2 separate regions of the Homo sapiens genome follow, and region 2 is linked to region 1. A link is a loop called in an ENCODE intact Hi-C map of the cell type or tissue named here. Cell type or tissue: adrenal gland. All regions are shown on one strand. Links, peaks and the distances in the headings refer to the core of each region. The heading gives the core; the rest is flanking DNA.

Region 1 (5,378 bases), core at 117-5,116:
AAGGTCTCTGACATGCCCTAGAGACATTTTCCCCATTGTCTTGGTAATAAACATTCGGCTCCTTGTTACTTATGCAAATTTCTGCAGTGGGCTTGAATTTCTCCCCAGCAAATGGATTTTTCTTTTCTATCACATTGTCAGGCTGCAAATTTTTCAAACTTTTATGCTCTGCTTCCTCTTGAATGCTTTGCTGCTTAGAAATTTCTTCTGCCAGATACCCTAAATCATCTCTCTCAAGTTCAAAGTTCCACAGATCTCTAGGGCCGGGGCAAAATGCTGCCAGTCTCTTTGCATAGCAAGAGTGACCTTTACTCCAGTTCCCAAAAAGTTTTTCATCTCCATCTGAGACCACCTCAACCTGGACTTCATTATCCATATCACCATCAGAATTTTGGTCAAAACCATTCAACAAGTCTCTGGGAAGTTTCAAACTTTCCCACGTCTTCTTGTCTTCTGAGCCCTCCAAGCCTCTAGGAAGTTCCAAACTTTCCCATATTTTCCTGTCTTCTTCTGAGCCCTCCAAACTGTTCCAACTTCTGCCTGTCATCCAGTTCCAAAGTCACTTACACATTTTTGGGTATCTTTACAGAAGCATCCCACTCTCTGGGGTACCAATTTACTATATTAGTCCATTCTCACACTGCTATAAAGAACTACCTGAGACTGGGTAATTTATAAAGGAAAACGGGTTTAATTGACTCACAGTTCCACATGGCTGGGGAGGCCTCAGGAAACTTACAATCATGGCAGAAGCCACCTCTTCACAGGGTGGCAGGAGAGAGAATGAATGAGTGCCAAGTGAAGGGGGAAGCACATTATAAAACCATCAGCTCTTGTGAGAACTCGCTACCACAAGAGCAGCAGCATGGGGGTAACTGCCCCCATGGTTCAATTACTTCCCACTGAATCCCTCCCACAACACATAGAGATTATGGGAACTACAGTTTAAGATAAGATTTGGGTGAGTACACAGTCAAACCGTATCAGTAGGCACCAAGTAACTATGTATTAACTGAATAAATGAATGCATCCCATTCATTAAATGTGCCAGATGCTCTGTTAGTCCAATGTGCATGTATATACACTCATTCACTCCTTGAGACATTAACTTAGTTTGGGAATGATTAAATCTATGCTTTGCTATTTATAGTTTTTTTTGTTTTGTTTTGTTTTTTTGAGATGGAGTCTTGCTCTCTTGCCCAGGCTGTAGTGCAGTGGCACGATCTCAGCTTACTGCAACCTCCACCTCCCAGGTTCAAGTGATTCTTTTGCCTCAGCCTCCCAAGTAGCTGGGACTACAGGCAGGCGCCACCACGCCCGGGTAATTTTTTTGTATTTTTACTGTAGACAGGGTTTCACCATGTTAGCCAGGAGGGTCTCGATCTCCTGACCTCATGATCTGCCCACCTCGGCCTCCCAAAATGCTGAGATTACAGGTGTGAGCCACCGCACCTGGTGCTATTTATAGTTTTTAATGCATACTCTATGTAAAGTCAACATTAAAGTATGTTCAGCAGATTCAGACCATCAGTCTGACTTTACTGCTTCCTGCTCAGAAATTGCCTCTTCTTAACCAGATTGGTCATGTGAATCACCTGTCTTCCGATCCAGTGTGAATCATCTTAGGTGTTGCTGCTTGCTTAAGGGTATTTATCATGAAACTTTGTTTGTCTCTGCTTATGTGTTTATGTAAAGCATCACTATTAGGCTCTGAGCTTAGTGGTTGATGTCTGCCGGGGTGTTTCTTTTAGGCCCTCTGCCCTGAACAATGCCCATCTGCCTGGTAGTCAAAATGCCTGCATGGCCCTTGAAGTTTTCTCTCTCTCTTCATCCCAACATTTGACCTTGATTTTGAGTGTTCTCTGCTAGCTGTGTTATCCCTGGCTCAGCTGTTTGTCAGGGAAGTTACGTCTTTGCATGGAGGTTGAACTTAATAAATGGCAGTATGGTGCAATGTTAAGAATACAGACATCAGAGCTAGGCTATCTGGGTTGAAATTCCATCTCTACCCTGAAGTGACTAATGACCTTTGTAAATTACTGCACCTAAATGGGAATAATGATAGTACCTATGTCATAGAGTTAATGTATGTAAGTAGGGTTAAGATCTGAGTTAGTATAACAGTGCATGGGATGTGCCTGGTAGACAGTAAGTACTGCATAAGTGTATATTATTATTGCTGACTATTGTGATCCTTCCTGTGTAACATTAATCATCTTAACAGTAGCCCCTTGTAGGCATGCCTGTTTAATTTCTTCATGCCAAATATACAGGGCAGTCTGGATTAGGATTTATCCCATTGTGCTATTTATTTAACCCATTGGTCCGTTGGTCACTCTTCCCTGTAGGTCCTGGGTGATAAAGTTGGGTCTTATTAATATCTGTCCCTCCAGTGTCCATGTGGTATACAGTAGGGTAGGGGAACAGTGAATGAGGTTGAAATGCAATGAGTGGCCTCAGACATAACATTTAAATTTTGAATTTGATGTTCAGTCTCTCTATTCCACAGGAAGGACCAGTGTGTGAATTTTAGGCTGTGTGCAAGGGTAGGGACACAGCTTTGGCCAGAGGAGTTTTTCCCAATATATTTCAATCATTCGTCCTATGGCCACACTTTAATTGGGACTCAACAGTCTTTGTTTATGGTGTTCTTGCCCCTCAGTGGGTGAAAAAGGGGAGAAGTAAGAAACTAAGACTCATTAACTCATCTGGCAGTTGGCCCTGCAATTATTAGATGTTTGTGACAGAGACTTCCTACCACCAACATACAGCTTCTCCCACAGAACTCCATCCTAGATTCTTCACGAACTTCCTAACCTCTCTGAATCGCAACACTTTCCCGGCTTTCTCCAAATTGATGCTGACTGCCTTAGAGTCTCGGTCCTGTCCTGAAGAATCCCGGAAAAATGCCTGTCCCCTGCCACCAGGAGCGGCCAGCAGGTGGCAGGGCAGCCCCACAATGCCTGGGTGGTTCTGCAGAGTCTGGTGCCTCTGGGCCAGCCCCCTCCCCAGCCCCTCCTGCACTGTGTGAGCTGTCTCCCAGGGGAGGAAGTGGTTAAAGGGAAGAAGCCAGCTCACAGGGCCCCCTTCTTTCCCCTTTCAGATGATAATGAAGGGGAGAGGAGCTGCAGTCTGGACAGACAGTGAACCCACCCCAACCCCAACGGGGACGATGATGCTGCCCCCTTTTCTACCCTTCTCAGCCCTTCTCAGGAAGACAGACGTTTCTCTGTCTTCCCATTCCTGGTCCAGGGCCTTCCAGTAGAATCAGGTTTTGTTGTGGACAGGTGGGGTAATTGCAGGATACCACTCTTCCCTGCCTGATGTGTCCAGCTTGTAGACTCTGAGTCAGCCTGGGTCCCTTGAGGACGATCCAAAACCTGGCCAGTGACCTGGAGAGAGACCTTTCATCTTCAGGAGAAATAGAGGGTCTCAAAGCCGTCTTTGCTGGGAGAACTCATGGCCAGGCATTTAAAGATACTCTCTCCTGTTGGGGGTGCCTGAGGAGACCAGCCTGGCTAGGCAAGGATGTAAGGCCTGGCTCCGGATAGGTCTGAACTAAAGGTGATGCTCTCCTCTGGGATGGTGGGGGACAATCAGCAGTTTGTTTGTTTTTAAATGAGGTGGGGTTTCACTGTGTTGCCTAGGCTTGTCTTGAACTCCTGGGCTGAAGCGATCCTCCCACTTCGGCTTCCCAAAGTGCTGAGATTACAGGTGTGAGCCACCGTGCCCAGCCTCATCTGTAGATTTGAGAACCACAAGGGAAAGGAGAATTATAATTAATTGATATCAAACTCAGTTCTCTTCAGCCCCACTGCCACTCCACTGCTTATCTTGCCTAGAATTTTCCAGCAGCTTCACTGGTCTGAAACCTCCCATCTTGAGTTCACCTTCTGGTTACCTTCCATGGGACTACCCAAGGGTCATCTTTCTGAAACACAAATCTGACCAGTTTCACTTTGCTCCTGCCTGCCCCCTCCCCATGCATCTCGTTTTATTAATATAATCCTGTGGTGGGGGAATCGTTGCCCTCAAAGTCATAAGCATGCCTGCCCTGCCCTCCCTCTAGTTCTGCCTCCAGCTCTGCTTCCTGTGCTTTTATTGTTTGTTTTTGTTTTGTTTTGTTTTTGTTTTTTAGAGACAGAGTCTCATTGTGTTGCCTAGGCTGGAGTGGAATGGCGCAATCTCAGCTCACTGCAACCTCCACCTCCGAGGTTTAAGTGATTTTCATGCCCCAGCCTCCTGGGGGTCTGGGATTGCAGGCACAGGCCACCACGCCCAGCTAATTTTTGTATTTTTAGTAGAGACGGTTTCATCTTGTTGGCCAGGTTGATCTCGAACTCCTGACCTCAAGTGATCTGCCTGCCTCGGCCTCCCGGAGTGCTGGGATTATAGGCGTGAGCCACCGTGACTGGCCCTGTCCTGTTTATTCTGCAGGAAGAGTAAGCCACTTGTAGTTCTCAAACACACCTTTCCGCCTTAGTACATTCTGTTCCCTGTTACCTGGAATACCCTTCCCTATCTTGTACACCTGGCAAGTTTCCATTCATGTTTGAAATCCTGCTCAGGTGTCCCCTCTTCTGAGAATTCTTCCCTGACACACCCCACCCTGCAGTGTTAATATCGACCTCCCTTGTGTAACTTAAAACACACTTCATCATGCTGGCGCATCATGCAGGCGCACATACCACACTGTATCTGTATTATAATCGTCTCTTCTGCAAGAACAAGGCCTGTCTCTTACTCTTCCTAATGTCCCTGGAGCTCAACACACAGTAACTGTTCAGTTAGCATATGTCATTGCCCTACCTTAGTCCAAGCAGGATAACTTGTACTGGGCATAGTGGAGTCTGAAGCTCACCTCACCTTAGGGTTCAGGAACACAGAACACACGGTGGAGGAGTTTCTATTTTTATTCACTTCTGTATAAAATCTTGGCTCTTTACTTACCAGGATGCCAGAGTCACTGTAAGGCTGCTATTTGAAATTGTTTTTAAAAAGGAGGATGGAGGGACTTTTGTTTTTTTTTTTTTTTTTTTTTTTACTATTTCTATAGAATGTACCAGAATCCCAGGTTTGATTTTCAAAATCAAAACCTTTAACATGACCCAAAAAATAAAAAAGACAGGTGGAGTTGGTGTACCTCCCTGCCCTCAGTTTATCCTACAAGGTCTCTGGAGCCTGGATAGAATGGGGAGGAGGGCTGTTGGGGGAGCAGCGAATAGAAGCTGTTCCTCCCCAGGTCACTGCGGTCCTCCCTGGGTGGCCTCTGGAGCCCTGGCTCTCCTGTCCTCTTACTCTGCTGGTAGCCTTTTTCTCAGAAAATCTGCTCTTCCATTTCCGCAATGATCTATTGCTATCTTTGCTGTTATTGCCCA
Region 2 (5,378 bases), core at 296-5,295, 170 kb after region 1:
CGAAGACGGGGATGGTTTTGTGTTTGGCTTCCTGGAGTGCTGGGTCAGGAGTCCTTGTTCCATAGAGTTACTCAGAAAAGGAAGGGACAAGTAAAAATGTGATCTGGAGAGGCCGAATACCGACATTGTTCCAAAATATTGAAGACTGACCTCCAAAAAGAGGCAAGTCACAGGACCCTATTACAGGAGACCCCCATGAACTTGTTGATGTGTCTGTGGAAGGACAGCACCCAAAAGCTACCAACACATGAAGATCCCAAGGCTCAGCACCCTCAAGGAAGTCAGTGGTGACACCAAAATTAGCCCCAGGGAGTCTCCACCCAAGGCACTCCTTGCTAGACCTGCTGACTCCTCTGCAGGCCCTCTGGCCTCCAGCTGCCCCTCTTCCTTGTGGTAGCACTCAGGAAATATGAAGAGCATGGCAGGCTGTTTATCCAGGCCCCATCTCCAGGTCCTGTGTCCCTCTCTGCCATAGTGTTTATTGTTTGTTTTATTTTGCCACCCCCCCTCCTTCTCCTCAAGTCCACTTGAAATTCATTGATTCACTCATCTGATATTTATTCAGAAGTATTTGAGGAACTATGCATCTCAGATCCTGTGCCATGTCTTGGGGATTCAGTAATAAGCAGGCAGACAAGGTTCCTACCTTTAAGAAGCTTATTTTACTCTTGTGAGACAAGAAGACAGGGAGTTATAGTCCAGGGAGCCACAGGAGCATGCAGCAGACACACCCAGCCAGCCTGGAGGCGCCGGAGGGAGACATCCTGCCTGAGCTGGGATCAGAGAATCACTAGAGACAGTTAAGAGAAAGAGAAAGGAGAGGACCTTCTGGTCATGGTTGGGCAGAGGCCCGGAGGCTGGAGAGTCCAGCCCATTGGAGAGACAGAAAACAGAGAGTCCAACAAAGTACAGGGGTGCCTTGCAGTGGGCGGTAACTCCCAGCTTGGTAGGTTGGGTCTTGCTCCAACATGGGACAGTGCCATTTCTTAGGTGGGCTTCTACTCCCTGAGGCTAGTGATAAAGACTTATCACTCTGTCACTGCCCATAGACTTTAGGATTGCATGTATCCAAATGGGTGTCCAAACAGTCCATTGACAGGAGGCCCCCGAAGCCCCAAGAAACCCCTAGAAACAAGCCTGGGTCTTTGCATCAGAACCACAAATGATCTCATTCCAGTGCACATCCCATTTCTAATCTTCAACGTTAGTATTTCATGCATCTCTGTCTCCCGCCGTACCCTGTCTCCCCTCAAGCCCTTTCACCTCTTGGAGTGGTTTCGCCCTGGGTGTTTTGGCTGGGCATCTGTGCTGTGCTCTGAGGAGACATCAAGTTTAAGGGGGCATGCTGACCTCTCAAAAGCTCAAGCCCACTCAGGGGTCAGAGGCGCCGACTTGCTTACTGCCATGCAAGTGCACTCGGTGAGGGGGGCTGAGACCACCCCCTATCCCCTGAGAGTGCTCCAGCCTCTCCACGGGGGCCCATGGGAAACTTTATCCCACACAAGTGGCCACCAGAATAGCAGCATGGTCTTCAACCACAGCCCCTTTGAAGCAGTGCCCAGAAAAATACCATGCCCTCAAACGGTTCTCAGAACTTCCAGCTTTCAGGTCGGGGCATTTTTGAAGCCCAAACAGCTGGCAACATCTCAGGAGCCATCTATAGCATTTTATTTTTCTCCTAATTGGGATTTTGTTTGCTAGGAGAGCTGAGGGACTCTGGGATAGGCCTAGGAGCAAGTCCACCATTAGCCAAAGAACCACCCTCCTTTGCACGCCAGACCCGCAGATGCAGCCTTTGCAGACAGCAAATCTGTTCCCAGAATGCACCAGGAGTGGGCAGGAGACTTTCTTGTGGTTTGAACAAGAGCCAATGGCTGCTCTGTCTATGGATTTTATACAGCACAGATGCCAAGGAGACCCTGGTACATCTATAACTTACCCTTCATGTGGCTTTTAAAATAGTGTAGGCTTTCCTCACCTTTAAGTTCCACAAGCTTCATTCTGTAAGGTTGTGGACACCCAGGGCCATAGTTTGGAAGGCCCACCTGCTGCAGCGGGTGTCCCCTACTCACTCAGCACCTCCCTTCCAGCTCACAACCACATCACTCACATAGTGGGCACTCAGGTAGGAACAGGTACGAGAAAAACGAGCCCATACATAGGTCTTCAAGCCCTAAGACCATTATCAGGAATCAATAGCACTGAAGGTGCGGAGGAATGATTAAAGAGAAGATCCAAATCCTTTTAAGGAAACCTTCATTTTAAATAAAATAAATAAGTAAAGAATGCTAACTGCTGCCCTCTTTGGTCAAAGTGGGTAATGGCAGAACTATAAAGCCAACCTCTGGTATTTCTGAACCACCTGCCCTGGCCTTGAAGTGTGACAGGGAGATGGAGTCATTGATAAAGAAGGAGAAGACCAACTACTCTATGAACATCGTGTCTGTGCAATCATGGTGCCTAAACCTCTTATTCATTCAGTAAATATTCACTGAGCACTTACTATGTGCCAGGCATTGTGTCAGGTGGCAGAAACAGAAAAGTGAACAAGACAGACACACTTTACAAACAGTACATCTTACTCTTAAAACCATTCCCCAAAATGTGTAGCTTTATTTCCACTGAGTATAGGAAGAAAACAAGTCTCAGGATAGTTAAGAAACTTGTCAGAAGTCACACAGCTAGGAATCCAAATATGCCCAGCAGCAAAGCTCATCTTCTTTCTACTACTAAATATTTAACAAATCTGAAACACCCCACCAAGTCAAATGCATTGGAAATGCGGAGATAGGGAAAATTCCCAAGACTGAATTATGAGAGAAGGGCTTGTATAAGTTACAGATGGTGAGAACTTTGAGGTGGAGTTAACTCTCCATAACTCTTGTAATGTCTAAGAATCTCATCCAATGGTGAAGTCTGGATTCAAATCTCCACTTACAAGCTGGGTGGGCCCCAGGGCTCTCAATGCCAGATTGAGGGTACCTTGGCTTGCAGACAAAGGGCAGGAAGAGAGAAGTCCAGTAACTGACCTGAAGCCCCCTGGTTTGAAGACAGGGAGCTCAGCCCTTTGGACCAAAGAGTATGGCAAGGGGCGAACAAGTATACTTTTTTAGACATCTGATCGGCAGCCCTGGTCTAAATCTCTCAGTTGCAAAGCCTTGGGGCCTTTGCACATACCATTCTATCTGCATGAGACCCTCTTCTGCTCCCCATTACCCATCAACTGCCACTCATACTTCACATTTAAAATCAAAAAACACTTCCTCACATAAAGCCATCCCCAACCACCTCCTGCAAGCATAAGACTAGAACAGAACCCCTGTTTTGTATTCTCAGGGGCCCTAGTGTGTATGTAACTATATGTTCGTAGATTCATTTGAATCATGTCTCATCCTCTTTCTTCCCTGCCCCCATACACTCACTAAATTCTGCCGGAATTACATCTTGCTTTGCTCACAATTGTATCTAACCGCAACATCTCACAGTGTCTGGAACATAGTAGGTGCTCAGTGGGTGAAATAAGACATCTTTTCCATCTTGGCCCTTATTGATTGCTTCCTAAGAAGAGTGTATCACCCTACCTTTCTCTACTGTGCACTCTGTCACCCAGTATGTGCAATTAGCTGCAACATTCCAATGCCAATTCCGCTGCATGAACTGACTCAGAAGAATGTATAGGGTTTTGATCATGGAAAGAAAAGAAGGATGGTCCAGGCAATGGAAACAGCACAAACAAGGGTACAGCAATCAGACCAAGACTGACAGGTCGGAGGTCACATGGCTGAGGACTGCAAAGACCCTGGCTGAAGAGAAGGGGAGGCCACTAGTTCATTCTGACTGAAGGGAATGTCCAGTTCCCTGGGTGACAGATATAAGCTTGAATGGAGGATTCTTTAGGACTGTTCCACAAACTAGGTCTGTTGTGGATCCAGTCATTTCTGGGTCTCATGCAGACCCCTCTCCAGGTGCCAGGATGGTACCCTGTACCAGATAGGAATCATATTTTCTGGGTTTATGGGCCACCCGGAGTGCACCTCTCCCTGCAAAGCACAGGGCCAGCTGTCCTCTTTGAAGGAGGGCTGTAATGATAAACTGCACATGCCTGCTTCTGGACACTAGAGTCCTCTAGAGCAATTGCCACACCACAGAGTATCTGCAAAACATACACAGCACCAGCCACCTCCCCCTGCCACCTCCACTGCACATCTGAAAGCTGGCAGGGTTTTGCCTAAGTGACCAGTGGCTGCATGTGACACTTCTTACTCTGCCTGCCCATGGGAGGCTCCTATCAAAAGGTGGGCTTGGCCGGGTGCAGTGGCTCATGCCTGTAATCCCAGCACTTTGGGAGGCCAAGGCAGGCTGATCACCTGAGGTCAGGAGTTTGAGACCAGCCTGGCCAACACGGTGGAACCCCGTTTCTACTAAAAATACAAAAAAAAAAATAAATTAGCCAGATGTGGTGGAGGGCACCTGTAATCCCAACTACTTGGGAGGCTGAGGCAGGAGAATGGCTTGAACCTTGGAGGCGGAGGCTGCAGTGAGCCGAGATCGTGCCACTGCACTCCAGCCTGGGCAAGAAGAATGAGACTCCATCTCAAAAAAAAAAAAGCTGGGCTCAGGTAGTCCCTGAAGCACACCTCCAACCCCTGTTCCTAGATGTTCCTGGCTGGAATAACAGAACAAATTGGAATACATTTTCCATTATATGCCAGTGCTCTCGGAGGATAAGCAATGAGAGTACCAGGGATGAACACATTTGGTCAAACACTGACACAGAAAGCAGGAGGATGGTCATGTGGGTAGTTCCCCACTTTCCCTAATTATAAAAATCCTATTGTCAATGATTACAATACTAATTCTAATACTATTATTAGTTACAATAGGTGCCATCAGCTATCAGGCACTTTCCATGCATGATCAGTGCTAAATGCTTTCCGTGGATTTTCCCATTTGAGCCTCACTAGGGCCCTATAAAGTAAGTGTTGTCATTAGCCCATCTTTTAGAAATCGAGGCCTGTAAAGAAGAAGTGACTCTCCCCAGATCATCTAATGCGGAAGTGGTGGACATAGCATGCCAGTCCAGGCAGCCTGAATTGGGAGCCCCTACTTCTCATCTCTGGGTCCTACCTGCCTTCCAGAAGGACATGTTAAACTACGGCACAGTGGCATGGGCACATTTCACAGGCCACAGACTTTAGGTTGGGTGGGACCTTCAGGGTCACTCAGTGTAAGCTCCTTTGAATTTCTTCTACAGTCCCATCCCAAGGTTAAACTGCCCAGTGTGCAACCATCTCTGACCTAGGTCAGCCTGTTCCATGTCAAGCCATTTTTTTTGACTATAAAAAAATTCTCCTTTGGACTGCTTCCCTGTGGCTTTC

Evidence for each region. Hi-C counts contacts between places; a loop is a spot of excess contacts. Peaks named below come from ENCODE experiments on the same cell type or tissue, not always from the same donor. Only the 100,000 strongest peaks of a DNase experiment are listed, where the experiment ranks them.
Region 2: it touches region 1 in a loop (3-fold over the local background); 17 of 110 quality-filtered maps call a loop at or near these places.

Annotation. Positions count from the first base shown.
Region 1 is chr22:32,998,442-33,003,819 of GRCh38, reverse strand. All of the region lies in intron 2 of SYN3 (synapsin III), which reads left to right. Among named protein-coding and RNA genes, the nearest start is that of SYN3, 57 kb to the left of the region's middle. In adrenal gland, for the core only: a CTCF peak has its summit at 2,945 (motif pointing right); a DNase peak (open chromatin) is centred at 2,949.
Region 2 is chr22:32,833,388-32,838,765 of GRCh38, reverse strand. All of the region lies in intron 6 of SYN3 (synapsin III), which reads left to right. All of the region lies in intron 1 of TIMP3 (TIMP metallopeptidase inhibitor 3), which reads right to left. Among named protein-coding and RNA genes, the nearest start is that of TIMP3, 34 kb to the right of the region's middle. In adrenal gland, for the core only: a CTCF peak has its summit at 2,312; no DNase peak of the experiment used is centred there; H3K27ac peaks cover 4,159 bases.